Linked DNA regions of Mus musculus: region 1 is linked to region 2. The links are chromatin loops, found by intact Hi-C in ENCODE. Cell type or tissue: gastrocnemius. All regions are shown on one strand. Each heading gives the region's core, and the rest is flanking DNA. Links, peaks and the distances in the headings are about the cores only.

Region 1 (15,419 bases), core at 3,199-11,198, 880 kb before region 2:
AATGTAAGTGCATCAGTGGAAAAGTGAGGATTGCAAGGTGACAGTTTACCCTCAAGTTTCAAAGTCTCACTTTAAAAGACCTTTATTTTAAACATTATGTGTGTGTGGCGGGAGAGAAGGGGATCTGTGCAAGTGAGTGCAGTGACTCCTGGAGGCCATGGTGATGCCAGATTCCCTGGAGGTGGACTTACAGGCAGTTGCAAGCCACCTATCATGGCTCGAGCCAAAGTGAGGTTGTTGGAAAGACTAGCAAGGCCTCTCAGTTGTTGAATCTTATCCGTAGCCACACACATCTCAGTTTTTGTCTCTTAAAACAAACTGGAAATTATATTCTCTCACTGACCTTAATTGGTAGATCTTTGAGCATACAGACATGACATGAGAGAAACCAAACATCATCACCACCTCTCCATTCTGTCATCACCACCTCTCCTCTCTCCATTCTGTCATCACCACCTCTCCTCTCTCCATTCTGTCATCACCACCTCTCCTCTCTCCATTCTGTCATCACCACCTCTCCTCTCTCCATTCTGTAATCACCACCTCTCCTCTCTCCATTCTGTCATCACCATCTCTCCTCTCTCCATTCTGTCATCACCACCTCTCCTCTCTCCGTTCTGTCATCACCACCTCTCCTCTCTCCGTTCTGTCATTACCACCTCTCCTCTCTCCATTATGTCATCACCACCTCTCCTCTCTCCATTCTGTAATCACCACCTCTCCTCTCTCCATTCTGTCATCACCATCTCTCCTCTCTCCATTCTGTCATCACCATCTCTCCTCTCTCCATTCTGTCATCACCACCTCTCCTCTCTCCATTCTGTCATCACCATCTCTCCTCTCTCCATTCTCTAATCACCACCTCTCCCCTCTCCATTCTGTCATCACCATCTCTCCTCTCTCCATTCTGTCATCACCACCTCTCCTCTCTCCATTCTGTCATCACCACCTCTCCTCTCTCCATTCTGTCATCACCACCTCTCCTCTCTCCATTCTGTCATCACCATCTCTCCTCTCTCCATTCTGTCATCACCACCTCTCCTCTCTCCATTCTGTCATCACCACCTCTCCTCTCTCCATTCTGTCATCACCACCTCTCCTCTCTCCATTCTGTCATCACCACCTCTCCTCTCTCCATTCTGTCATCACCACCTCTCCTCTCTCCATTCTGTCATCACCATCTCTCCTCTCTCCATTCTGTCATCACCATCTCTCCTCTCTCCATTCTCTAATCACCACCTCTCCTCTCTCCATTCTGTAATCACCATCTCTCCTCTCTCCATTCTGTCATCACCACCTCTCCTCTCTCCGTTCTGTCATCACCACCTCTCCTCTCTCCGTTCTGTCATCACCATCTCTCCTCTCTCCATTCTGTCATCACCACCTCTCCTCTCTCCGTTCTGTCATCACCATCTCTCCTCTCTCCATTCTGTCATCACCACCTCTCCTCTCTCCATTCTGTCATCACCACCTCTCCTCTCTCCATTCTGTCATCACCACCTCTCCTCTCTCCATTCTGTCATCACCATCTCTCCTCTCTCCATTCTGTCATCACCACCTCTCCTCTCTCCACTCTGTTCTGTCTCTTCTCCTGGGCTGATCGGGTTCACTTCTTACCATCCTGAGGCTGTCAGGACCCAAGATGTGCCCTGAAGAGAAAAAGGGACAATTACACAGAGCGCTGGTGGCAGCATTATTGTTTATGAAATGATAGTTGCATCAGGTAGCAGCAAGTCTCAGCATTAGCACAACAAAAGCTCCAAGCCAGACCATCTGTTGCCACGTGGACAATCTGGTGGGCTTGCCAAAGCCATTTATCTGTGTCGAGTACATATCCAGCTCGGCCAGTCCTCATGCTGAGCAGAAAGGAAATGTAAAGAAAGACCCATCATTTATCACTGTAGACAGCTGGGCTAGAGTGTGGGCAGAGAAGACTTTTTTCCATTCTTTCTTGAGAAAAACAACGACCCTGAAGATGGTTAATGCTTGCTCAGCTCCAAGATTCATGCTACCTACAGCCTCCCCAGCTTACAATTTTCGTTCTGCTTTTCTATGCTGTAGAAGGCAAGTTATAACTGTGGATACTTGATTCTTTGCCCCAAGGTTTCACACACAGATGGTACCTGCAATTCTTTGGTTTTGGACTGAAGTGAGCATAGTTATTTCTACCTCCCCAGAGCTCCAAAAATAACCAGTTTCTGTAGGACCCATTGTCTTTGAAGTTCAACAAGTCTCAATAGTCAGGCAGACTGTCTGGTACATTCTTATACAGCTGCGACTTGTGGACTCATCTCGCTGAACCTTAGTGTTCTGTAACATGTCAGCAACAGCTTTAACACTGAAGGTATGTTATACAAGGCCACACCCAGCTTCTGTAGTACCCTTTCTACATACAAAAACATACCAAATTCCATTTTGTCTGAGACAAGGTATTACTAGCATTATATATTAAGATATTTTCTTTAATCTGTTGTACGCATTCTCTTTCTCTCTCTCCCTCTCTCTCTTTCTCTCTTCCTTTTGATAGAGTTTTACTTTGTAACCCACACTGGCCAAGAACTTTCTGTTTTCAGTAATACTTCTGCTTCAGCCTTTGGAGTGCTAAGATTATAGCTATAAACCACCACAGATAGCCATTTCTTTTGTTTTTAAGACAAATGAAATCATTTTCATGGGCCTTGAAAACTAGCATGAGCCATAGGCACTGGGTCTACTACTGTAGAAAGGTCCTGTGAACACACAGAGACATACAGATAATGATATTTTGTCATCTGCTATTTTCTTTAGCCTAAGGTTGATGGTTAAGTTTGTAAATAAATTAAAACATTTTCATAGATCTTAAATATTTTTGTGAGTCCTAGGTAATATGAATACTATGACAGATAGACAACGTGTGTGTATCTCATATACATACACACATACATCATATCATATAAGCATACATATATACATATATTTACACATACATGTGGAATGGCTAGTGCAGTTTTACTTAGGTGTCTAGATAGGTACTTAGTTGTTAGAGTTCCATGAATTAATTGATGTGAAACTCTGATGACAGTTTCTGGGAGCCTATTAAGACTTGGGTAAATGTCAGTCCTTTCTCAGCTCACATTGTTTTGCCTTCCTTCTATAATGATAAACACATTGAGAAGCAGTAGACATATGGCCAAAGCAGAACCCCTTGACTTAGAACTCCATGAATAAATGAAACACAAAGAAATAGTGAGGTTTCCACCAACCTATTCTGTCTTGCAGCAAGTCACCCCTTCCCCCGCAACTCCCATTTAAATGAATGGTGTTGCTCTTCCACAGAATTGGATAGATGGTTAATGATGCATGAACACATTTTATAGGAATCCACTTGACCTGCCAGGGATCAATTCCATGATTTGATTAAAGGCTTAACCTTTCAAGTCCTGTGTTGACCTCATGTTCACAGATAAATCTCCAAAGCTGATGGATCCTGGCATTTAAGAGTTGGGCTCAAGCAAAGATAGCATTCCAGTTTCCACTGTTTCTAATAGTGATGGAGTAGACCGTGGACCACAGCCGTGCTGTGTTTCTGGTTAGAGCAGGTGGCATTGCTTTGGATAGCTCTTAGATGTTCTTCAGCCTCATTTTCCATTAGAATGACTACCAAGCTAATGCTGCAGGTTTATACCATTGTTTCTCAGAGGGAGGGCTACATTTGTTTCAGTGGCTTCTGGGCATGTCTTCTGGCAGGAACTTCTAGGGCTGAGACTTCCTCCACCTCTGTAACTTTTAGGTTGTTACATAGAATAGAAGTTGAACAATGAGGGTTCGTGCTTAAGACTCAGCTGTGTAAAGCACTGGACCCCTTGACAGTTCCACCTGAGATTAATTATGATATTTGAAAGAAATAGTTAAACTGTGTAGTAAAATGAAATAGGAACACATATATGATTCTCCCAAAGAAAATTATCTAAGTATCAGACAAGGGGATGTGCTTAGTAAAACAGAAATGAAAACAGGGTTGGTGTTTTGTTTGGGGGAAAGGCTGGGAATGAATTTAGGTCACAATGACATCATGAGGTAACACACCCAACCATGACCAGCTACGGGGAGTTTAGGAATTGGCAAGGCACCACAATGGTAGGTGATGAGTTAAGGGAAATTACTTCCAGGGCCAGAGGGGAGGTGGACTTCCCTTTCTCACTCCTGATGGTGATTGAATCACGTTCTGTGCACTCAGACGCTCCAGGGTGATGTCACAGTAATGGTGTTACGTGATCTTTAATTGGGGCTCCACAAATTTCCACATTCTTCCCTTTAAAACCTGAGCTTAAAGCTTCCCGGGATGTTATAAGCCAAATAGGCACAGAGAAAAATCATGACCATTGTTTACTTACACAATGTGAAGAGCTCACCTGTGTGCATGTATAACCTTGTTAAATGTCATTTATGCTTTCTAGCCTCTATCAGATTTCTCTTTCTCCTTCTCCTTCTTTCTCTTCCTTCTCTCTCATCCTTTTCCTTCCTCCCTGTCTCCTCCTTCTCCTCTTCTTTCTCCCCTTCCAAGACAGCATCTCCAGTCTAGCTGGTCTCCACCTCCCTATGTACTCAAAGCTGGCCTTGAGCAATCCTTGTTATACTGCCAGACCCCTAAGTGCTGGAGTTACAGACACGTACTACCACATCTGATTTATATTGTACTGGATTTTGAAACCAAGGATTCACGCATGTCAGGCAAACCATCCTACTGAGCTGCATCTCTGGCCATGTCATGCATCTTCTCCTAGCTCCATTTTTCTTGAAAGAAAGAAACTAAGGTTCAGGGATGTTGAGGTACTGTAGTGTAAGAGGCAGTGAATGAAAATCTTGGCATAAACTTACAGCTCTGTAGAACCAAATCTAAAACTTCCATGAAAGTGTGTTGCAGGGAAGCTGTGGTAGAGCTTCTAGCTTCAGCTTCTAGCCTAAGCAAGTTCAAGGTGTTTTGGTTTTTTTTTACACCTATTTCTTTATATATGAATTTGAGTCGATGGATCTTCTCATATCTGCTCAGCCATGTGACACAAGAGCTTAAACAACCATCTTTGGCTTCAACATTCAGTGGACACTCTACTGACTTAATAAACAGTGACTCTTCTGTGGGACTGACCTTAAACTTGACAGAGGCCCAGTATGACAGAGGCCACACATGCCCCCAAAACTGTTTGCATCCTCAGCTACCAGCTTTTTCTCTCTTCTTCCAAATAAATTAAAACTTAGATCGTTGATGAGCAAATCAATGGTGTGGAAATTTCCATAATTATCTCTTGCTGTAGTATTCCTGAAATCTACTCTAAGTGGACTATTGCACAGCCCCAAACATGCGAGATCAGAAGAGCAGAAGTCAAACTTAATTGTTAAGCAATTTGCCTTCCCAGGTCTAAAAGCTTGATGGGAATGAGAAGTGGGTGACGTCGGAGGTGTTCAGAAGCAGAACAGTGGCCGCTGAAGACAGAATTAGGTTTCTTCCTCTAAAGGAAGAAAAAGAATATACAAAAAGATACTTGGTATGGCCAGGGTGTAGTTTGGTTTGTAGTGTATTACTGGACATGCATGAAGCCCAGAGTTCATTCTCAGGGACTTCATAAACCAGATGTGGTAGAACAGGCTCTCCAGGCTGGTACAGCAATGGCTGGGTTACTTGCAAAGGAGATAGTCTCTATGGTGGGAAGTTTTGTGAGGAATTCTGTAGAAGAATTTAACATAGTCTGTGTACTTAATGTGATTGGGCTAAAGTTACATTGACCTCAGAAAATGAAATCCAAAACGTATAAAGTTTTCTAATAAACATTTTTGTATTTGTTGAACCAAAGAATAATAAAAGTAATTAGAACAATCAGAGCTTGTGAATTAAATCTGACATTTAATTTCATTTTTATAGCAATGTACTTTTAATAATCTTGGCCAATGGACACACATACAAAAATATCTAAGAAAGCAAGTCCGTTACTGTTTCTTTATTCCCTGACAAACACAGTATTTGGATAGGAGAGATTTGTCCCTACGGTGAGGTAAGACTGAGGTATACATGCCCGAGGAACTTGTGGAACTGCTTAGCACAGTTTCAGATTCATACTACATGGTCAATAGAAATTCTTTTTTTCTATTATAATCTCAGAAAATAAAAAAATAATTAAAAAAATCTTTGCTACCATAATTGCATGGTTATTGCAATACATACCATGGTTGGTAGTCATTTTGTGCACAGAAATTTGACTAGTACATTTGCATGGGAGAAAGGTGAAAAGTGGGATTAAATTGCAAAGTCCTTGCCTCTGTGATATTTGCTTCCCATCTGTAAAAATCTGAATGCATATATGCATGCATGTTTGTATTTTGTTTGCACCAAAGGCCTCTGCAAATAACATTTTCTTCCCCTTCCTGGTACAGGCTTTACTTTTTTATTGGTATAGCATACATCCCAGGAGACAACGTTGGTCGTTGGTGATAGGTCTATTTAATGTATTAATACATATTTATATATTTAAATCTTTCCATTTGAACTAGAGTTTTTGAAGTGGACACTGACATCAAAGGCTTGTTATTATAATGGTTCCTAAATGAAGTTTTTCATATTGACGTCCAATTTGGGGTACAACAAAATGGGAATATGGATAGCTGTTTCTCTGGCCAGTAGGTGGCGAACACAAACTCTCCCAGCTTTTATTACAAGACACTGTTGTAACATAGCACTAACCAGGGTTATAAAGCACTAACTAGGGTTATAAAGCACTAACCAGGGTCATAAAGCAGCACTAACCAGGGTTATAAAGCACATAGGAAACGTGGTCAACAGGAAATTAGGTGCAGACTCAAGAAAGTTGCAGCGAGTTACTTTGACTGTGTCTGACCAGTGGCTCCTGAGGGCAAGCAGAGAATGATCTTTGCATTACGTTCATGTAAGTTTTACTTTTTATTGAACAATCTTGGTTTCATTATGCCTAATTAAGTTTTTCTTCTTTTAAAATTTTTGACACAAATTACTAAATTAAAGACTCCTTTTAGATAATACCATCTACCTGTGTGTCTCACTAACGGATTTAAGTCACTCGTCAACTAGCCACCATGGAAGAATCAGGTGTCAAGACATCTTATAGAATACTTGTTCTAATTAACTCAGATTCTCTTTCTGCTCAGGTGCATGGAGTATTGGATATGCAGCCAGGGGCTCAGACATACCTAAAATCAAAATGAATGTGTGTCATGCTTGGACAGATGAGCCCCCGCCCCCGACATGCCAGGATGCTACAGAGTGATCGTTTTGATATTTGAAGGGAGCTGTTCCCCGCCATAAAGTTGGAAGGCAGCCGGCAGCCTATCCACTTTTGGCAGGTTTGAGGAGTCCAGATGTCCATCATGAAATGAGTTATTTAATGTATCTGTGGGCTGTTTGCAAAACGGGAATGCCTCCATTTTTCCAAACATCAAGTGGGCAAAGCCAAATGTCTCTGCCATCCACCCCAACTTGGCCCAGGATATTAAGTGCACATAAAAGAGCCTTTATATCCTGTCCAATGCAAATCAAACATTTGCCTTGCATTTCGTATCAACTTAATTCCATTTCTTACACAGAAGGAGCTCCATTAGGCCACTCTGCCAAATAGCCACTATCTGGTGAACCTTTCCCCTATGGGGCAGTTATCAAACTGATCTGTTGAGGTAACACTTGGATATAGTGAGTGTGATACTATTCCATACACACCTTTCATTATATTTCACCATCAGACTGAAGAGACACCCAAAGAACTTAAAACAACAACAACAACAACAAGAAGAAGTCTGATTTAAATAAGGTCCCTTTAAGACCTGGCACTGGGGAAAATAATTCATATTGGAGAGGAACCACCTATAGGCTTTGTCTGACTGTCAACATCAAATATCAAACTTCTTAAATTCATGCCTTTATATCTTATATAAGTGTGTGTACTGAATACATGTGAATGACAGTGATTTATATCATTAAAAGTATCTTTCGGGGCTGAGGAGACGATGGACCAGGTGGTAAAGTACCTGTTTTACAAACATACTAACCTAAGATGGATCCCAAGAACCTTTGTTAAAAAGCCAGGTGTGATAGTGTATGCTTGTAATCCCAGTTCAGGGGAGACAGATACAAGTAGATCTCTGGAGCTCACTGGGCAGCCAGCCTAGATGAATCTGAATTCCAAGATCAGTGAGAAATCCTGCTTCACAAATAAGGTGGAGAGACACGGAGGTTGACAGAGGTTTGATGCTAATTTCTGGACTTCTCAAATGCATACACATGCACATGGCTCTGCGCTCCCCATCATGTGCACACACACACAAAAGCATGTACATCCAATGTACGAACACATACATTTTAAATCAGTGTGTCTGTTTCCCAAGGAAAAAGCACATATGTATATGAATGCCACATATTGTGAAACATTCTAGAGTCTTAGACTTGTAGGTGTCTGTGGATCTTCCTACATAGTTTGCAAAGGGCTCACACCTCATGTAAAACTATTAAGAGTTGAAGAGTCAGTCATAACTGTTCAAATAACATTCAATGACCTGAATGTCTGTTCGCTATTTTCATTCAAAATGGCAGACTGGATTGCACTAAGCGCTTAAGTGAGTTAGCACATTTATGAAAGACCCCCTCCCCCCCCATTTGAATGTCCTGGTTAAAGAGAAAGACAAAGCCGGGCAGTGGTGACGCACACCTTTAATCTCAGCACTTGGGAGGCAGAGGCAGGCAGATTTCTGAGTTCGAGGCCAGCCTGGTCTACAGAGTGAGTTCCAGGACAGCCAGGACTCCAGGACTACACAGAGAAACCCTGTCTCAAAAAACCAAAAAAAAAAAAAAAAAAAAAAAAAGAAAGAAAGAAAGACAATGCACATGTTAAAGAACTAAGTTACAACAAGCTATATTATGAAGAAATGTGGGAACATTGGCTTGTGACATTTTTATAGTGTCTTCTAGGTCCTAATCAGCTCTAGGGAGTTGCTGTTCAAAGCTCTCAGCAGGTCTGTTTGGGGCGTATTGTTTCTATGTGTCTAATGATACTGCCCATTCTTACAGTGTATGAGTTTTACAGTTTGATCGCTTCTGAGATGAATTTACCTTCATCTCCACAATCCACTATGTTTGGAGCAGACTATTTGCCTGCTCACTGGCTGACAGGTTTCTCTCCCTTTGCCTTGATATCTCTTCTGTTAGGCAAACCATTTGAGAAGGAGCCCTCAGGTCCCTGTGACGGGATCATCCATGTGGAAAGCTGTAAAAATAAGGCTTCGATCTCGCACAGAGGATCTCAGATGTCTGGGTTGAGTAACAATCACCGCTGCATACCTACCACGACAGGTACCCTCTATTACCTGCACAGGTTCAGAGTCAGTACTTGGTAGGGAACATACTATATTGTATTAAGTCAATGAGACGAAAGAACGAATCAGATTGAAGGAGAAACTGCTCACGGTTCTGAAGGCCTCAGTCCGAGGTCCCTAGTTTCTGGGTCTGTAGAAATGTGGAAAGTTCATGGTGCAGAGAATGGAGGGCTGAGAAACTGCTCACCTCATGGAAGCCAGTTATCCTAGAGAGGACGAGACAGGGATGAATACACATCCTTCAAGGACCCATGACCTTGAACTAGATCCCACCTTCTAACAGCCGACATGGTCTTAAAGTCATTAGCCCACAGGAGCTAATTGACTCTCAGCAGCACAGAAATACCAACAGGGAATATCCAGGAATCCGTGTGTTTGACAAATAGTGCCACATAATTCCAGCATAGATGGTGAGAAGCTCCCAAGCTTGCATTCATCAGTCATGGTGGAACTGTGGATTGCTTTATCTCGACAGATGGCCAAGAGAACCATCCCCAGAGTCGTTCCACACAAGTAGTTCTGTGCAGAATCTGTCTGGGAAATTTACCACCCAGGAGGTGCCGTGCATTCTGGTGTAGACATGGATTTAGGGGATGGGTAAATATGGTAAAAGAAGCTGCCACAGCCACAAAATTGTACTGATAGTTTGAGCTTAGCACTTCAGCTTTTTGTGAATCTACTTTCTGACATATAAATGTGTATGTATTTTGGGGGGTGCGAGTGGTTTAGGAACTCAGCTAGAGAGGGGGAGAGAGAGACAGAGACAGAGATCTGTGTCTTATAAATAACACTCAATTTGTGGTTAATATCCCTTTAGCCAGGCTATGGCAATGCTTGCCTTTAATCCCAGCCCTTGGGAGGCAAAGGCAAGCAGGTCTCTGTTCGTGGGCAGCCTGGCCAAGGCTGCACATAGAAACCCTGTCTTGAAAAACCAAAACCAACAAATAAATAAATAAATAAATAAATAAATAAATAAATAAATAAATAAATAAATAAAAGCAAGCCCTAAGTTGCTGCAGGGCCTTAGTAAAACCAGCTCTGAACAGGGACGTCTTGTTGCTTCCCTCCCCTCCCCCTCTGCTTTCTGCTTCTCCCTCCTGGCTTTCTGTTTCTCTTTAAGTGGTAAAGCTGGTTTCAGATGAGCAGTTCTCTTCCTTATATTTTAAATACTGTAGGAAGTCAGGTTTTTGACAGCTCTCATCTGCACAATTGTAATGCCAAGGAAAGGAATGGGGGCGGCGGGCGCAGACACACTCTGCCTGCACGGAGGTGTGCAAAGTGGCTGATCAGCTAGATATTTTTAAAGTTTCATAGGTGTGAGGCAGCCTGCGTTAATGAGAGTTTTAGGGGATTTCTCAAATCTAAAGTGAAGGGTGCCAAGAGTGGAGCATGACCTTGGGGCTTTCCTGTACATGTTAACTATTATTACAAAGGACTCTTTGGAAACCCTTGAAGGAAACTTCAGCAAGAGGAGACGGGGAGGGACAGGTGAGACAGCCCACGCTTGGACTGCAGAGCTAATGATGGCTGCTATAAATAGATGTGTTCGAAGGACTAGGGCAGAATACCATGGGTAGTCTGTTAAGAGCGAGACTCGGAGCCTCTGGAGCAAGAAATGCGGGGCTAGGATCCACACTGCAGTGTTTTATTTGGAAGAAAAATGAAAGACAACTTTGCCTCTGGTCACCAAAGCATAAGACTGATGGGGTTCCCAGCCGAGGCTGGCTTTTTCAGGAAATTTGTCTTGGGTTAGGATGGTTTAGGGGTCAAGCTCATAAGGAGTGGATGGGCTTGGGAAAGGTAAAGCAGGCAGTGAACCCCTTATACGCGGACCCACCCACTTGGCAGTCTGCCCAAGCCGCTTTGCTCTCCCTTCAAAGGCACGTGGTTCCCTTTTGCGGGTGGTGCAGCTGATAACCTCTAAGAGGCTGAAGACATTCCCAAGCTCGTGCAGATGCAGCTAACACCAGGATTTGGGCTACAGACTCCCATCTAGTGTTCTGGGTGGGGTGGCCGGTGGTGGTGGTGGTGGGTGGTGAATACTGCTGATAGTGGTTGTATTTGTTAATTTTCATATTGACATGTTAAAAAGAAACTAACAAGAAACAGCACAAGGGAGGAGGAGTTTACTTTGGTTTACAATTCTGGGAAATACAGTCTCTCATATTGAGAAAGCCGGGGAAGCAAAGACTGGAGCAGCTGCTCACACTACACACACACACACACACACACACACACACACACACACACAACCCGTTCATAGTCAGAAAGCATGGAGAGAGAAATGCTGGTTCTCAGCTTAGTTTTTCCGCCTTTTCATTAAGTCCCAGAACCTCAGCCCATGTAAGGTGTTTCTTCTCAAATAAATTTTGCCTGTTCTAGAAACCCCCGAAAGCCTTCTTTTCCATGTAATTTTAGATGCTGTCAGATTGACAATTAATATTAACCATCACAGTGGCTATTATGAAGAGAATAATGTCCTTAGAATGAAGAGTATTAAAAGGCCAACTGCAGTCTTCAGTTGAGTACAGAGAATCCAAATACAAACAGGCCTGTTGTGCATTGTAATAAAAAATCTAGGCATCAGGTGCGGGACAGGGCTCACTGGGTTTGTGTTACAGACTTTGTTTCTTTAGTCATAGAGTCCGGCTGGAGGAAAGCAAGTGGCCATGGCAGAGTTCAAGTTCACTGGGAGAGTCTAATTTCATGTGCAGAAACTGAGGCAGGAAATGAGATATAAGTGAGCCTGGAATTATGTCTCATGGTGACTGTCACTTACAGAAGCCAACACTTGGAGACAGTAATCAGATCTTAACAGTGTGCCTTATTCAGTGTTGACAATCAGGAAAGACAACAGACTAATCATCTTGGGAACTCTGCCTTGATTCTCATGCCAAGAAAGCACATTTTATAGATATTAGTGAGGTGGAGACAAAAGCAGTCTGCCTTTTGGGTTTAGCCTTGTCTTCTAAGTCTGGCTCTCTCTTGCTTCCCTCCCTTGCACGGTTCTCTTGCTCTGTTGGTGTCTTGGCCCAGGTACACCGTAAAACATTCTGTTTGCTTCATTTCTGCCACTGTCAACTATGGACTTCTCCAGGGGAATCTGGGCTGGGAGGGGTTAGCTCACAGCAAACCAACCATGAACAGTGTGTGCTCACTAAGCTGTTGATAAAAAGGTGCGTGCAGATCCCACTTTTATTATACAAAGCACAACTGTGTCTTAATATGGCTGCCTGGCCTGGTGCTGTGGGTCGGTGGGAGAGAGTGCCTGACAGAAGTTGTAACTGCATTATGAGGAGATGCAGCTGGCTCAGGAACTGGCATTTTTCTGGAGTGAAGACCTGTGGGGCTTAAAGGATTTTATGCCTTTCTGGGCCCTGGTTTAATCACCTTCTCATCCTCTCAGTACTTAACACCGTGCACTCCCTCTGTTTCTGTCTCATGGTTGATTCTCCTCACTACTATGTATGTGGATGACCTGGAGGCTAACAATCTATGTTTAAAGACTCCTTCAACAGCATAGAGTCAACCTTGTGTGAGCCCATACATATTCCTACAGAGTTTTGTCTTCTGCAGACATCCTAAAAATTCTTCCTTAAGTACTTTGCAGGGGACTATGGCAAAAGACACAACCAATTCTCTTCCTGACAAAGCCACCTAGGACACAGCCCAATGTGGTGACTCTCTGACTTGAAATATCTTTAAAGTTGCAAACTCAATCTTAAAAAAGACACGTGCATTATGTATTCTGCTCTATTATATATTCAAGTTGGCTTTAGTGTGAAATAATGCTGCCCTCTCAAAATCAAAAGATGCTTCCTCCCATAATTCATATACCTCTTGGTATACTGTGTACCCTAGTTTAAAAGTCCTTTGAACAGAATAAAGTAAAAATAATAATAAAAACCCTATAAAACACTGAATAAGTGCAAGTCATTCATAACGTTTTTATTTCTTAAGAAATGATTATTTTAAATAATTAATGCCAATCAAATCCACTTAAGTGGACCAGGTTCTTTAGGAATTAGAGACAGCTTTAGCCACAGCTAAAGAACCCTCCTGCTCCCCACAGAGATAGAGAGAGACAGTGAGATAGAGACAGAGACCAAGACAGACAGAGATAGACAGATGGACACACACAGACAGAGACAGATGGATGGACAGACAGACAGACACACACACACTCACTCTCTTAGAGAAAGAGAGAGAGAGAGAGAGAGAGAGAGAGAGAGAGAGAGAGAGAGAGAGAGAGAGAGGAGAATCTCCCTTCTTCACTAATATCCCCTGAGTATTTTCTTCACTATTGCTACTGGCTTCTAGGTGAGGCTTTCTCTCATCTCATTTGATAGAGATAGTTAGAGCTATATGAAGTCACACATGTAGTGAACAACAGCAATCACGTGCCTTACCCATGATGCACGGTGCTGAAAGTTCTTCAAACATTCCTTTCTTTGCTTTCCTACAGCAGGACTGTACCACAGGTGTTATGTAAGTGGCATGAGGCCCAGGGAGGTAAGCAATTCCCTCAAGGGCACACGATGTAGATGTACTATAGCTTGAAATCAGAAGTCTGTTACATGTGGTCTTGAGAAGCTTTAAAACAGAGAAGGTGAAAAGTTGACTAGCAGAGAGACTCCTCAGTGGAGCTGCATGCATGCTGCACCAAGTTCTCCACTGATGCAGGTTTCTTGAGCTGTCACCCAGGCTTGTGAATCATCCATGTGCCTGAACATAACCTTAGTAAACTCATCAGTTCATTCAATTCAATGCCCCAACTCTGTCCACAGTTTACGTTTGTAAATAAAGTTTTATTAACACACACCTATGTATAGCCATGGTTCTACTGTCAGCATCTACTTTGGGACTATAAAGGCAATGTTAAATTGTTATAACAGACTCTCATAGAAAGCTCAGACCAACTCAATCTAAAGCTCTTAACATTCATTGCAATTGTTATTTTCAGCAGAGGTTCTTTGTGGGAGCTGGAACCTGATATGTAACCGAATGCAGAACTAGCTGAGATGCAAAGGTTATGTTGGTTCAGAGGAAGAAAGATACTGGTGGGAGGTCTTCAGCCATGCATGGTGGCTTCATGTTCAAATAGGAACCCAGCAAAGCTCTGTCTAACTGACTTTCTTCAGCCTCTTGTCTCTCCTTGTTCTGTAATGTTTTCCTCTGAATTGAAAATGTATGAAGTCTCAGGAAGCAAACACAACTTAAAAGGCTCCAGAACTGTATAAGATTTACAATGCCTCACTGGGATGGTAATACAAGCTGTGACAATAATTGACAAAAAAAAAAAAAAAAAGACTCCTGTTGGAGATGTCAAGATGCTGGCAAATGGTGTAGGAATGCCAGTTGTTGCTCCAATTGGGGCAAGACTTTTCAATGGCAAATGTCTTGGAGTCATTCATGCTGTTGTAAATAACCAAAAATTTCACTGGACATGCAACCTAATTTGGTTACTCTGATCTACCATTATCAGCCTATCTTGGGTGAATATGTTTGTCCACATCACTCTGGGAAAAGTCACATAACATGGGTTTTCACTGATAGGAAGGTTGAGACAGCTTATCTTTTGCATTTTCAAATTTCACAGAATCTAGAAGGAAGGAGCTGCTTCCCTCGTCATCCATGCTTTCACCAGAGCTGCACATAGGTAAATTTGGCCAGCCAGGTCGTCAGAGCTATTGAGAAGGGAATGCTATTGATATGCAGTTTACACAACACTAAAACTTACAGCATAAGCCGACGAAGTAACTATGAAGTTTGACTTACTCTGCTTCTGTAAGTCTCTGCAAGGTTATATTTTTAATGGCATCTCTCCTCTTCTCTGACTTTTGTTTGAAACCTAGCTGAGTGAACAATTGTACCCTTTCCTGGGTAGGTCTACAGTTGCCTCCAGTTCTTTGTGCAGGACTAAGGACTCTTGGACAGTGCTCTGTCCACTTTAACATGTTTCTTGTTGTCTTTGCTTAACCCATGTTTAGGCAGTCATGTTGGTGAAAGAGGCCATGAATGTGAAAGAGAGCAAAGAGTGATATGTGGGAGGG
Region 2 (15,419 bases), core at 2,758-10,757:
AGTCCTGCATACCCAGCCATCACAGCTCCGAGCTCAATAGTCAGCACTTTACAATATGCCTCCTCGTCCGCTTTCATCTCCCTCAACTAACTGCTTGGAGGCGAAGGTGGGGATTCACAGAGTCCAGGATCTACATTTGTTTCATGACTACCATACAGATCTTACCTCCCTTGAGACTTCATGGCTGGCCTCAAAGATGAATGTGCCTTTTAGGACCAAAATAGAACAAAGGGCTGAAAAGCAACTAAAGGATTTAAAATTAGGATGGAGGAAGAAAGAAAGAAAGGAAGAAAGGAAGAAAGGAAGAAAGAAAGAAAGAAAGAAAGAAAGAAAGAAAGAAAGAAAGAAAGAAAGAAAGAAAGAGAGAGAGAGAGAGAGAGAGAAAGACAGGAAGGAAGGAGGGAAGAAGGAAGGAAGGAAGGAAGGAAGGAAGGAAGGAAGGAAGGAAGGAAGGAAGGAAGGAAGGAAGGAAGGAAGGAAGGAAGGAAAAAAATAAAAACCTTGGTCCTGGAATAGTCTGCCTTAACCACTTAAAAATCAGCAGTGATGTCCACTTTGAATATAGTGGGTCCCCATATGTCTGTCCCCTCCCACTGGGACCCAACATTTGCTATAGCTTTTTATCATGCTGGCTAGCAGTATGCTCATCTGCCTGCCTTGTGGAGCAGCCTTGGTGTTATTTTTATGATGACTCGGAGCCTTTTTTTCATGTCGCACTTCTCCATAACTCTGGAACATCACACACCTGTTCTGCACACAACACAGGAGGAGATAGAGATGGGTCTTGTGGAGGGAGGAGAGAGGTGGCCATTTCTGCCTGCTCTGAAAAGTCAAATGAGAAAAGAAGAAGCTGACAGAAGCTATGAGGTACCTTTTCTGCCTTTGAGGCTATATTATGTGCCAGCACTTTGTTTAACCAACTATTTTTGTGTTCACATGTTTGTTGAGAGAAGCAAGCATTTGCACTTGTTTTATAAATATGAGCTCAGTTCAGTCTCACAATGACTGAACATGAGTACCCTAGCTCCTATAATTGGTTCAGTCTCACAATGACTGAACATGAGTACCCTAGCTCCTGTAATTGGTTCAGTCTCACAATGACTGAACATGAGTACCCTAGCTCCTGTAATTGGCTCAGTCTCACAATGACTGAACATGAGTACCCTAGCTCCTATAATTGGTTCAGTCTCACAATGACTGAACATGAGTACCCTAGCTCCTGTAATTGATTCACTGTCACAATGACTGAACATGAGTACCCTAGCTCCTGTAATTGGTTCAGTCTCAGAATGACTGAGCATGAGTACCCTAGCTCCTGTAATTGGTTCAGTCTCAGAATGACTGAGCATGAGTACCCTAGCTCCTGTAATTGGTTCAGTCTCAGAATGACTAAGCTCCATTTTCACAGGTGAGAAAACAGAGCATGCACTGAAGGGAAAATGGCACCCTGGGGCTTATAGGTGAAACTCTTCTACTATGTTTTATTCTAAGAATTACTGTCATTGCCTATTGATCACTGTTGCCTACAGCAACACCTGCCCTTCCACCATAGCCACCATTACTACCATCTTGAGCTCACCATGAATACCTCAACCCCTATTTCTGTCTCCATCATCACCTACCAATACATTATTCCACTACTGCCATGAATATCAATGTAACCTACAACCAACAAGTCCATTACCACCTCAGTCTCCAGGATCACCTGCTATGACATCATAGCCACTATCGCCACCATCTCAATCTCACCACAAGCGGCTCAACCACAGTCCCCATCATCAACCTACTGTCCCATCTATGATCACCAAGAAGGTGCTGGCTTGCATTTCCACTACCATGTTTATGGTACACCTCTGTTTACTTGATTATGACCACCACAGTCTTTAACTCCACCTCACTATCACCATCATGCTCATTTCCATTGTCACCTGCTAGTCCATGAACTTCACCTCTACTGTGTAGCCAACAGTGTTGTGTCTCCACCATCACCACCAAGACCCCCAATTTTATAGAACCATGAACACTAAAATTTTTTACTACCAGTTCTTTCTTTACCACCACCAGTAAGAGTAGAGTGTAGACATCTATAGACTTTTGCCTGTAGTTGGATATCATACTGGATACTGTACAACCCACTTCATGTTATGTTCCTGACAATGCTATGCTTCTTATCCTATAACTCTTTCTATTGCTCAACTGTGAAAGCCAAGTTCTACAACAGTTCATAATTGCGCCTAAATAGATATTTCTATAAGATTTGTGACATATTTAGAATCCAAAACCAGACCACTCTCACCTGTGTGTGTGTGTGGGGGGGGATGCTGGTCAAAGAATAGTTGTAGGAGTTGGTCCTCTCCTTCCACCATATGGGTCCTGGGGATTGAACTCAGGTGCTTGGTCTTAGCAGCAAGCACCTCTAAGCACCTAGCCATTTAGCTGCCTCTGAAGTGATTTCGTCGTTGTGGACCTCATATGCTCTTGAATTCCTGTCTGGATAGGTTTTATTACTAGGTCATGCTGTGCTAAGAATATGCCACTAAGGGTTAAAAATCAGCATTTCTTTACTTCTGTAGCACTCGCGAAACTCTTAGAAGCCTGGCTTCCATAGCTGCACACCTTTGTCATGTACACTGTTGTAATTGCTGGCTTGAATTAAAAGACAGCATTTGAGAAAGTTACACATGCAGGAACACACACACACACACACACACACACACACACACACACGATATAAAAGAGTGAAGAATCTGCTTCTCTCATCCGCACATCATCATCTTGGTAGGCATGATGAAGAAGGAGGAAATGTGGTCAGATTTTTGTGTGATTTTTTTAAATTTATATTTTCCACGATGCCATCAAAAGCTGTGGGAACAGAGGGATGTTTATTTGGGTGAATCACCAGCTTTGCACAAATCCCAAGTGCTAATTGCATAATGGGTCTTTATAGAATGCCATAATATGGGTTCGGCTGGTTTCTCTGTTTTGGGTTTGAAAAATAGATTGTTTAATAAGCCATCAAAGCTATATGTTAGCCAAGTAAACAAAGGAGCAGATGTTGACTGCCGTCTTGTGCCTCGTAGACATAATTAAAGACAACGAGGCACTGGCGGGTTCAGAGAATAGAGGACAAACACAGACAGACACGCACAATAGGATCATTGGAGTCCCTTTCAGGGCACCTGCTTTCTCCGTCTGAAATGCTGCATCGTGTTTCCGGTCCTGAGGAAACATGGCAAAATCTTTTCTTTACTTATGTAAATCTACATTCACCCTGCCCTCTGCTTTTCAGGAAGATAGTGTAGTGAACATCAGCCCTTCTCAGCGAATCTGTCTCAATTTCATGACTACTGACTTGCACATGAGGTCGTTTAAAAAAAAAACAGTAATATTTTCATAGGCATAAATGTTGATGAGGAACCAGTTAGCACCCAAATTTTGATATTTATCAAAGAGTTTCAAGCCGTTGTTTTGAGCGGGAGGCAGAGTGGAGCTTCAGCGTGAGTTTCTCCGTTTGATTCTCGTGTGAGGAGCCTTCTCAGCTGACATGCTTATTTCCTAAGCTAAGAGCTTTAAGTACTTGTTTTCTTTTCCTTTAGTAACAGCACTTGGAAATCCAGTATTTCAGCTACCCCAAAGCCATCGTCTTGGGTAGAACACTTAAAGTAGCGCTTGAATTTCCTAAATACCCTTATTTCTCCCTTCAAGTTCTTACTCAGTCCTACCCCGGTTTTGTGTTCTTCGTTTTACAGTGGGGAGAAAAACACAGACACACAAAATAGAATTAAAACATGCAGTGCAGAATGAAAACAAACCAAGGGACAAACGAGACCATGATGATGCTGCTCTCGGAGCATGCAATGAAAGAATTCACAGCTCCAAAGAAACCAGGCTACTGTAACTTCTTTTTTTCACTAAAAGCAAAACAAACAGTCTCCAGGCTTAAAAATCAGAGTGCTCTACAGCTCACTTCAGAGAAGTTTCCTCGATGCAACATTCCAGGCCCACATAAAAAGCACTCCCACTTGTTCAAAACAAGGCAGAACTCCATTCTGGTGAGTAAATGAAATTGTAGTAAGTCTGAGAAAACATCCCCAAAGCCATTGTTTTAAAAGCACAGGAAGCTGTGTGCTGGCTTGTCGAGAATAAGTAGCATTAGCCTTCAGTAAGCCCTTCCTGCCTCCTCTGCAGGTTCTGATGATGCAGACAGAAGGGGGTTCTAATGGGGTTTGCATCTCTTCATGCTAATAAAGTAGCATCAGTCCATTTTCAGGAGCAACACTGAAAAGCCTAAGCATCCAGTGAAAGGCAAATGGGGCCAGGGAGCTGCCAGGAAGCCAAGCCCTTACCCTGAAGCACCTATGACCAGTTGCATCTCCGCCTTCATTCATTCTTTATGGAAGGGCAACGCTGTCCGTCCCTCAGTGGATCTGATCCGCACGGGCTTGTGCACGCACACAAGCACTCAGACTGCGCACACATCCACACACCATCTCAGAGCTCTGAGGCAGTAAAGTACCAGGCTCTTTTGATTTATGAAGCAGCCTTCACAGCAGCAAGCTAACAGCATGGCCAGCCAGGACCCCACTCCCTGAAATGCCTTTATGAACAGGACAAGGCCCTGCTCGTGAACAAAAGCAGCGGTGTGGCTTATAAATCATTAATACAGATGGAGCCAGGCAGGAACTGTATTCCCTGCTAGCTGAAGAGCTTTGGTTCAAAGAGAGGTTTGGAGGGCTGGAATTGGCTTTGCAGAAACACACTCTATCACTGTCTGTGGGTGTGACCTAGAAGCCTCGAACTTTCTCTTTGAAACCTCTGTAAATCCAAGGTTACTAAGTGTCCTAAAATACAAACCAATAAACCTAAGGAGTTAAGATGAAATCACATGGCTCAGGCCTATAATCCCAGCACTCACAAGGCTGAGGCAGGAGGACTGCCATGCGTTTAAGGTCAGATTGTGTGACATAGTGAGCTTGATACTAGTCTGGTCTAAGGAGGCAGACCTTCACATAGCTAACTAATGTGAAACCAGAATCTGCTTCGGGGAGGAAGGATGCTCAGAACAACCTCATTTCTAACAAGTCTTTTCTTTTAAAGCAAAGTCAAGGGGCACCGTGGTCAGTAGAGCTGTCCAGACAAACAGCCTGGCACAAGCCTCTTACATCAAGTTACACCAGAAGCTTCCAAGGCAGGATGAGGCAGGACAGGCAGCTCACTGCAGAGTAAGGTCTAGGCATGGGGTCTGGAGGAAGAACACTTTGTGACTTGAAACATCAACCACCGAAGTTTTTTGTTCTGAATGTTAAAGAACAAAAGAATGAAAGAAAGAGAGGAGAAAAGGCAGGCAGACAGGAAGGAAGAAACAAAGAGCAGAAGAAAAGAAGGAGGGAAGAAAGGTAGAAAGGCAGGTGAAGCCTAAAATGGACTTGCTGCTACGCAACTATAATCCCAGCACTAAAGAAGCTGAGGCAGGAGGATAGTTGAGTTGGATGCCAGTCTGTATTTCAAAGCAAGACCCTGCCTGGCAAAGAAAATGATAAACAAATCTAGGAAGAAGAAGTAAATATACCAACTCCCTGGAGGCCTGTGTGTAATATTAAAAGAGATAATCCACGTAAATATGCTGAGTCATGTGCTTGCCACCCAGGACTCCATAAACGTTATTGATTATGTCACTATTTTAATTATGCCCTTGTCATCATGGTGCTGAGGATGGCAAAATTGTCTGGTCCCCTCAGTGGACTCACAGTATCTCTTCCTGTTTACAGAAAGGGCTTCCTTTCCCAAAACTGATCCAAAAGAGAAAAAAAGGGGTTGGGGGAGTGAGGCGGGGGAGGCTATAAGGATCATAAAAACAAAGTGTGGGGGAATCCTGAGTTTGACACAGAGACCCCTAGTGGAAAGAACTGAAATTGCACCAACAGGCAAAGACTCCTTTCTCTTCCTGCTTCAACAGCTCCCCCTCTGACTCCTTGGAGAGGAAAGTGTTGAAGTTGGGGGAAAAAAAGAGAGAAGAAAGAGAAAAAGGAAAAACAAATGCATAGCTTTCTGCAGGTTATCTGGATGAGTGAGCCTGTCAGCCCATGTAAGCAGAGGCGATGGATGGCGAAGCCAGCGCAGAGCTGATTGTAGGAGATGCCTTTGTGTTTCCAGAAACTCCAGGAGTGACCCAAATTGAGTCCCTTACACCTTGCTCTTATGTTCCCAGAATAAAAGGGACAAACAATCAGACAGCAGGGGCTCTTCTGCTTCTCGAAGCACCGAGAATGGAATGAACTCCTCTCCTTTAGCTCTCCCTAGCTAGGGCGCTTACTCTGGTATCCAAGTCAGTGATCCAGGGACCCATCCCTGTCAGGGCTCCTCCTGATGGTCCGCGTTCGAGCAGCCACTCACTGCCTTGAAGCCTATTGGAATCCGCATCAGCACGTTCCGAGTCTCCAGCACGGGGCACCACGACATTCTGAATAGAAATAAACGAAGCTCCTGCAGTGTGATTCCGTCAGCTTTTGAGAGTAAATAACTTTGCTGCTGACAGGAGCCGGGTGATTTTTACTTTCCCTCTTCCCGTCAGAGAGCATTAATTGAGCTATGTAGCCATATCACAACCACCAGGGAAAGACCCGAAAGAGGAAGGAAAGCAGAGAACTAAGCAGACAGGATGGATGAGAGACGCAGAGTGGCCCTCGATTGCTGCTGGTACCTATAACCTCAACAGACCATAGGTACACACATAGGTATTCCCATTCAGGAAAATACAAATAGAAGTGGGAAGCTTCCAGGAGCCGGCCCTCTGTTACCTTAAAACAATTCTCTATCTCTTAACGGCTAAGTTAGGATCTGCTTTTTTTCATATCTTCAGTATCTATGGGCTCTTTGCTGCATCTCGAGCCCTGAGTGGTATCCCACTTCACCTCACCAAGAACAATATACAATGGCATTCTAGTCTCGATTTTTTCCGAAGAAGCAATTAAGGTCCAAATCAAGTTAAGTGACTTGCTCAATTCAGTCAGATCAGCTCATGAATAACAGAGTTGGGATTTGGCCTCAGAGCCCGTTCTACACAAGGACAAGAGACACCTGCTTTTTGTAGACTGTTTTTGGAGGGTTGAACACCCAGGCTTCTAAGGCAACATCAGTGTTCGCATGTCATTTGGAAATATTCTCTCCCTGACTAAGATTCCATAATTGCTCCTCATTGTTCCTGAAGTATTCCAGGAGAGGGGCATCATATTTCAGTCCTTATCCTCTCCAAAGAGCTAAGCACTACTTAACCCAGGCTCAGGAAGCAGTTCTCCTAGAAGGAACCCCACAGATGCTTGCTGCTATTTCCAATAAGAAAAATCCCATTCTCCAGGTGAGTGCCAGGCAAACGTCTGCCCCCAAGGAAAAGAAAAGACTCATTAATCCCAAAGTCTCCTTGTATTCTACTCCCGAGCCCAGGGAAATCTGGGCCCTTAAATCCTAAAATTGCCTGTACTTTGTTCCATAGCCACAGAAGAGAAAGAAAAATAGTCATTAAGTCTCTGAAAACACACACTGGCCTTCTGAATTTACCTCATTCGCGCTCTGCTTCCTATTCTGTGTGTACTGAAACAACGCAGAGAAAAAGATCAAAATGAGGTGCAACTGTCTAGCCACTAAGGCCTTGGTGAGCATTAAGGACCACAGCAGCAGCCTTCTGACTCAGTCCATTGTCTCAGAGCCCTCTGTACACTCTAATCATTAAGTACAGGATGTCTTTCCTTTGCTGTCTGCTGCTGTCTGGGCAGAGGGATGGAGAGGTGACATAGAGAGAGATGTAAGTTAATTATATGTGCTTTCTCTCTGCATATTGGACCAGAGGAAGGAAGGAAGGAAGGAAGGAAGGAAGGAAGGAAGGAAGGAAGGAAGGAAGGAAGGAAGGAAGGAAGGAAGGAAGGAAGATGTAATTCTAACCCAGACATGACATAAAACACTCTATGGACCAAGCTGATGTGTGTCTAAATGCAGTATTATAATGATGTTAAGGATGCTAAGACTCTCCCAGAGACAGAAGCTCTAGGCTTTGCTTCCTGAGGGCATCTGTCACCCCGTGGGGGTTCAATAGGCACAGAATGAGCTGAGGGTGGTGGTAGCCAAGGCCTGACATTTCAGCAATGAGGATGATTGAAGTAGGAGGAACCAAAGTTAAAGGCCAGCCTGGGCAACTAAGACCTTGTTTCAGAATAAAATGTAAAAGGAGGCCCGAAGGTTACTGGGAAAGCACTTGCCTAACATGTACTAGGCCTGAGGTTTAACCTCAAATTCACAATAACTGAGACACACACACACACACACACACACACACACACACACACACACACACCATGTGAACTCTATAAACCTAGAATCAGTGGGCAAGTATGAGAGGGAGTGACTGTGGATTTTCATGTATACTGGAAACCATATCACCACTATAATTGGGCAAGGGTACCTGTCTACTTAAATGTAGGCTTATTTCAAAATCTGTAAAGATGTGTCACCTGCTGTAGTTATTAGGTAAAAACAAGGAAGGTGGAGAAAGAATGGGCCATGTTTGTCTTGTTCACATCATATATGTCCCTTGACATGATTACATAGTTGTCAACAGGAGCCTTGGCACCTCTTGTTGAATATGACTCCTTAGCAGTTTGATCAAAGCTCTCCCCTTCCTTACTGTCCCTGTCTTGGGTCCATACCTCACAGGTACCAGGTCACAATTCTGGAATGGCTTTCTTTCCATAGGTTACCTTTCCACCCTGCACCTCATTCAAAATGATGTGAGCCAATCAGACCCATACTCTGCCCTTAGAGAATGACCACTCTGTATTAGACCCATTTCCACTGCTTGATGTCTCTGTGTGTCTAAGTGTGAGATTACCACAGTGTCTGTTGTAGCTGAGAATAATTCTGTGTGTGTGTGTGTGTGTGTGTGTGTGTGTGTGTGTGTGTGTGTGTGTGTGTGTGTGATGCGTGCTTGCTGGTACATGTGCATATGTGCACATGAAGGTCAGAAGACAACCTATTTCACTCCTCCGACGCTGCCCGTATTTTCTTTGGAGTTGGGGGTCTTTCCTTGGCTTGGAACTGTCCTGGAAAGCTAACTTAGTTGACTAGAAAGACAAAAGGATCCTCTTATCCCTGCCTTCAGAGTGCTGTAGTTTTTAGACATGTGCCAACAAACCTGCTTGGTCCCTCCCTCCAGCAGGGCTGGGTACTGAGCACAAAACACGTGCAAGGCCAACACATGACCACTTACACTGTCACCTCCCCCACAGGGTTCTTGCTCCTTCTTTACCCCTAGGCTGAATTTCTGGCTTTTCCTCTCAGGTCAGAAGAACAATCAGGTCTCCAGAGCCTCCTGAGCCTCCTTCTCCTCTCCTACCCCATGCTCCCTAATCTGAAGCTATTTTCTGGGTTCATCTCTATCCACATTCATTCTTTTACTGGAGCCTCGGCTGCACAACAGCATGGACACTATGTAACATTCTAAAATAGCGACAACACTTGGAAACAATTTTCATAGAAACAAGTGACTATACTTCCGCTGAACATTACACTCAAGTGGAGGGTGGTGACTACTCTCTTTCCTTGATCTAAGATTCTAACCCACATACTTATCTATTCCTCTCTGTTCTGAACAGCTACACTCAATATACATCCGCCCTGAGGCATTGTGGGTAAAATCCAGGAAAAGGCTGAAAGACCCCAACTATCTCACTGCAAAGCTAAGATGATGCTCTGGACACTGTCAAACACTTGTTAAATACAAGAAATGTGGATCTGCAGTAGAGGAATCTAAAGCAGAGGCTCCAGGCAGTAGACTGAAATCGTCTTTTGCTCTTTCTCAGCCAATAGCAAACAATCATGGCTGCAATATCCTAGGAAGAACAGCGACAACTTCCCAAGCCACGCCAGGAGTCTGCACATTTCCTCCATCGTCGATTTCTTATCCTTATTAAGGGCTTGGGCACTGAATTTGAGATCCCTGGGTAAGCCATTTCCTAATAGTTTCCAGCTATAAGAACAGACCGTGTGACCACTGCCCATTTCCCCAACTTACTTGCACTCAGCGTGGTAAAAGAGCCAAGGCCCTTCTAAGCTATTATGCTTAAGAGCTGACCCCATAGAGCCAGGAAAGGCAAGTGACATCAGGGTGACAGCCACAGACCAGAGCTCAGCCCTGCAGGACTCTCTCCAGCAGCACTGGAAACAGGCAACTTTATTGATGAACGGAACTTTCTATGTTTGTCTTAATTGAATTAAGCAGCACACTGGGACACCTCTCCGTGTCCATTAAAGAAGTCTCTGCAGATGGGACAATTATGTCCATGTCTGCCAGCCCTGCCTCTTTCTCAGGATGATACCCCATGCCCATCACCAGCCCCCTTAGGCACAGATGTGCCAACCTGATTTTGTTTACTGCGCCGCAAAGTCTTTCTCTTCCAGAAGACCATGATTTGCCTGATAAACTACACTGCTTTTTACCAGCCAGTATGAATAAACAAGCATTATGTTTTCTCTTGGGGCAGGGAGCTTGGCGAAATGAATCAGAAACCCCTAAAAAACAATTGTCTACCCTCAGCACATCAGCTACCGGACAATCACTCAAAGGGCAGCTGTAAGGAAAACAGATGGTGTGTGAGCACTAATGATCCAGGCTTTCTCCATTCCCAGCTCAGGCAGAGCTGCTGGCTTGCATGTTCTGACACACAACCTACCACGAAATGGCAGACAGAGAGGGATGGCACGGAAGACTCCTGTCTGTGGACAGGCAGACGCGTTATGTTTTCCACAAATGACGGTTGCTTTAAGTGGCTTTAAGGAAGTGGCAATCTAGATAACCCTGCAGCCAACCAAGTTCATGACATCTTTCTCTCCACGGAGGTGAGGCAAAGAAGCAGCCCAGTCCAGTGGACACTGGGCCTCACCCTGTTCAGAACGGTGACACGTACTTTCTTTCTTTCCTTAGAAAAGGCCAGAAAAAAAAAATCCCAGCAGGGTTCGTTAATCAAACAATTTATAGCAGACAATATCTGAAGACAGAGGCAGGCAGACATCTCATGGCAAACAGCTAGGCAAGCCTGCAGATATGCTCATTCTAGCCACTTAGATCCCTTTAAACAATTCAGACATGAAGATAATCTATCCTAATTCTCTTCTGCATTATTGACACTATTGACTACCCCCAATCCACAGCACTAACTAATAAATCAGTATGGGATTAGCCAAGAAGAAAAAAATGTGATAAAGTGTCATTTGTGCCCTCCGTAAATCATCGGATGGAGAGACGCAAGGGGACTCGCTGCAATGAGAATTGAACTTTCCTACGCAGTCATAATGGTTATGCCTTACCTAATGTGTCCCAAATTTATAAGCTCATCTGATGCATAGAGGCCGGCCCCCCACAACTCCACTGCCATCCAACCTCTGTGAGAGAGCCCTTCTACCCCAGTGAGTTTCCACACTGAGCAGCACTTTCTAATTAAAGACAGAAAGGGCTGATGTGCGGGTTTCAGTTCAATTGCTTTCGATCTGAAGGTGTCCACCATGAGCAATGGCTTCATTTACCAGGAATTACCCTTTGTACAAACCACTTCACTATTTAAAACAAAGCTCATGTATCACCATTAGGTTGGGAAAAATGACCCATCGTTGGGTATTGACAGTGGTGTGGGCCACTTCAGAGCCCCCTTCTCCTCCCCTCTTTAATGTGGATTTTAAGTATTTGACTCATTGTTAAATTTGGGCTGATTAAAAGGTTGGGAGTGAACAGTCTTTGACAGATTAGAAGGCTTCATGGAACAGACCCGAAGGAAGATACTGAGGGTGGGTCGGGAACAGGGAGCAGTAAGTTCCTATGCTACTGGGTTTCCTTAGGAAGTCCTAACTCTGTGAAATACAGCTCTGGAGGCCTCGTGCTTGAAGTGTGCATCAGAAAACAAACTGTAGTGTCTGCCTATCCTGCTTGTGGTCTCAGCATTCCATCCCAAGAAATGGGTATCTGGTGTTTGTTCCCCACACTTAGGAGATTTTATAGTGCGTGTGTGTATGTGCCCTGTGTCTGTGGTGTGCACGAGTGGATGTCGTGTGTGAGCATGCACTGTTTTCTATTAAGCAAACAAAATATATTTACCTTTGATCTCACTGATAATAAGCTCCAAATGTGGAACCAGAATTCAGAATTTTCTCTCAAAGCAAGAATGTGTAAATGTGTACCCAGGCAGGAACTATGGAAAGGTTCTGCACTGGGAGTATATATAAGCTGGAAGACCAGTTGTGGGAAGATGTCACCATCAAAGCAGCCAAAGAAAAGGGCCACCATGGTGCATGGAGACATGAAGCTGAAGCACGTGCTTTCAGCCTTTCTTCAGGCCTTCACCCTTTCTATTAGAAGTGGGCTACAGCCATAAACCCATGCATCATGCTGCCAGTGCTTAAGCGTGCATGTGTGTGTCGATGTGCATACATGGCAATGATGTCATTATCAGCTGGAGTATCTAGATGCCAAAAGGGCTACCCAGCTTTATCCCACCTCACAGTTCCCAACTATTGTTAATAGCTTGGATGTTAGGAAAGGAGGAGGAGGAGGAGGAAGGAGAGGGGGAAGAAGGAGAGGGGGGGGAGGGAGAGGGGGAGGAGGGAGAGGAAGGAGACAGACAAGAGAAAAGGAAGAAAAAGAAGAAATCGTAAACTTCAGGAAAATATCTATTTAAAGGGGAGTTACAAAAAATGTAAATAAATGACACAGAATAAATCAAATAATGCAAATACCAAAGATGCCACCTCACTGGTCTGAATAAATAATATATTTGTAGCAAAGAGTTTGCACTGCTTTTCCCTTGAACATTCAGTTTCTGTACCAAGACTGAGGCATCCTAATTGATTTTTGTTGTTAGTAGTTGTCTTAAGGACAAATCTGAGAGAGTTTAGGAAGGAGGAAAAGATGTTAATACCAAGGCCAAAGAAAGCATATAACCAAACCATACAGTCATTTCCTTGTGTTCTGAATAGGACTTAGTCCCTGCACCAAACTCATTCCAAGATAAGGTACTTCAGTGAACACCAGTTGTCCCTAACGCATGAGACCGTGTATGGTGTTAAAAACATGACGAGAAATGTTCGCAAATAAGAAAGGAAGATTTTAATTATTTTCTTATATAACTGGTGATTAGGATAACAGAGATTTGTGATGTATGCCATTTTCTACACACAAAATTAAATGCTTCCAATGAAGGTATTGCTAATCATAAGTGAAACCTGATTTGTCTATTTGATCCATAGGCTTTGAAAATACCATTGAGCTCTCTGTTCATCAAATGTGGATATGTAATACTAGCTATAGATTAATAGCAGAAAAGGGTATAGTGATCCCATACTGACAGATGATGTGCAGTGTGCACTGGTATGTGCCCCATGTGGATTAAAGGGACTGAATTCTCTCTAAATCAGCCAACTGTCTGAACTGCTAACTGAAAACAATAACACAAGACCCTGACATTGAATCAAGGCATCAAAAGGCTAGCAGAGATGACCCCAAGGCACCAGCCTCTGATAGTGAGAGAGACACTGGCTAAAAACCTTGATTATAAACAGGACAATCAAAAATAAATGTCTGTCTTATACTTCCATAAGAGACATACCTCTGTCATTTATACTTGTTCTGACCCCGTGACCTGCTGTTTTGTTACAACCACTTTCACAAACGGAACACACCCGTGAGCTCACTTCAAAGCCCATCTCCATCTACCTTCCTGGGGAGCCATGCTGTTGATTTAGCTACCTTTAAATATTTGTTATGGCTGTCAATGCTTTCTGTGTGAGGCTGCCTTTCCATAGCAGGTGAATTCTGTAGTGGGAACCTTGGACCTAGATGTTACACCCATCCTTTTCACAACCAGAGTGGCATCTTGCTCAAAGTCACTATCTTCCTCCCTACGTTCTCCTTAAATGAACAAACCAGTTTAATGACGAAGGCGCAAATACAAATTAATTAAAACACATACGTACCGGAAACGCAGGAGGCATCGAGAGTACCCATAGCATTCTACGTGTTAGATAACACCATTGCAATTGATTCACAAAGATGAAAGGCATAAATATAGGATAAAAAAGCTCTGATTATTCTAATAATTTGATTCAGTCCGATTGAGGTTTAGCAACTGAAGCAATGCTTACTGGGATGTTCTTGTGGTGGGTAACTGATGGAAACACACAGGCACTTGACACACATTCACAGCTGAGGCAAAGAAATGGCAGAGGCTGGTGAATCATATATTATCAATACATTCCTAAGAGAAGGTTCCTGGTATGATTTACTAAACAGGAAACAAAATAAAACAAATACTTACAAGAATAAACCAATTTATTGGCACAATGCTATTTAAAAGACTGTTCTCAAGAGAGAGAGAGAGAGAGAGAGAGAGAGAGATAGAGAGAGAGAGAGAGAGAGAGAGAGAGAGACTAGCCTCAGTAAATGTGTGGAAGAAACATTGGTTTTTTTTCTGGAGGCAACCAAACTGATAACAAATTACCCAAATGTTCAAACTAGAACCCCGGCATTTTATGAAGACATATATTCCTGTAGCACAGATTGGAGTTGGACACTTTGGAGGAAAAGGGGCCCTCTCAATTTTCGCAAAGGAGTTTGGTTAACACATACACATTAACCAAGCATACCCTTGAAGTGAATTCATAGAAAGGCAGGCAAAAGGATTACCCCAGTGAGAACTTCACAGGACAGGACACAGGCCCTTGGGAGTCAGATCTTGGATTCTCAGCAGCAGACAAAACCCAGCTAATCTTGTCACCTCACAGCCACAGACCCCGCCCCATGACACAGCTGGCCTGCCTCCCCGAAGGGCAGTGCTAGACAGTTTCCAAAGCCCAGGGGTAGTGAGTTAGGCAGATGCCTTTCTAGTAAGAGGCAAGGAGACCCAATGAAGCCTAGAGCAGATACACAGAGCAAGAACCGGATCCAAAAAAGTCGCAGATGTGCACTGATTGGGAATGTAGCCAACAGACGTGCCTAGTGAGACCACTGCCAGGGAGGGGACAGGTTTGGGGTGCAGAAACAAGGAGAAAGGCAAACAAAACCATGGCCAGTCAAGACAACCTCTGACCGTGTTCACCCAATGGTGGGGAGTTTCTTTTTTTTTTAAACAGGGGGTATCAAGCTCCAGAAATCCCAATTTTCTGATTCTTATGGACTGACTAGATGGATAGATAAGCACAGACAAACTCTCTCTCTCTCTCTCTCTCTCTCTCTCTCTCTCTCTCTCTCTCTCTCTCTCACTCTCACTCTGTTTCAATCATTAAAACAGCTGAATTAAAAGTATAAGCATCTAGATGTCTTCGCAGAGCCCCCAAACTCTCTCAGCATCATAGGGATCTCCCCTCCCTTCCCCTCTGGGACTTCTGAC

The links. A loop is a pair of places that touch in the nucleus more often than their neighbours do. Peaks named below come from ENCODE experiments on the same cell type or tissue, not always from the same donor. Only the 100,000 strongest peaks of a DNase experiment are listed, where the experiment ranks them.
Region 1: a loop joins it to region 2, with 6 times the contacts of the local background. A loop is called at or near these places in 3 of 42 quality-filtered maps.

What each region holds. Positions count from the first base shown.
Region 1 is chr16:7,923,768-7,939,186 of GRCm38, reverse strand. No RefSeq gene overlaps it. Among named protein-coding and RNA genes, the nearest start is that of Gm29854, 160 kb to the right of the region's middle. In gastrocnemius, for the core only: a CTCF peak has its summit at 6,647 (motif pointing right); DNase peaks (open chromatin) are centred at 6,671, 7,309, 9,890 and 10,274.
Region 2 is chr16:7,040,301-7,055,719 of GRCm38, reverse strand. It overlaps a transcript of Rbfox1 not described here. Among named protein-coding and RNA genes, the nearest start is that of Rbfox1, 22 kb to the left of the region's middle. In gastrocnemius, for the core only: a CTCF peak has its summit at 5,922 (motif pointing left); DNase peaks (open chromatin) are centred at 5,917 and 6,288; H3K4me3 peaks cover 619 bases; H3K27ac peaks cover 1,683 bases.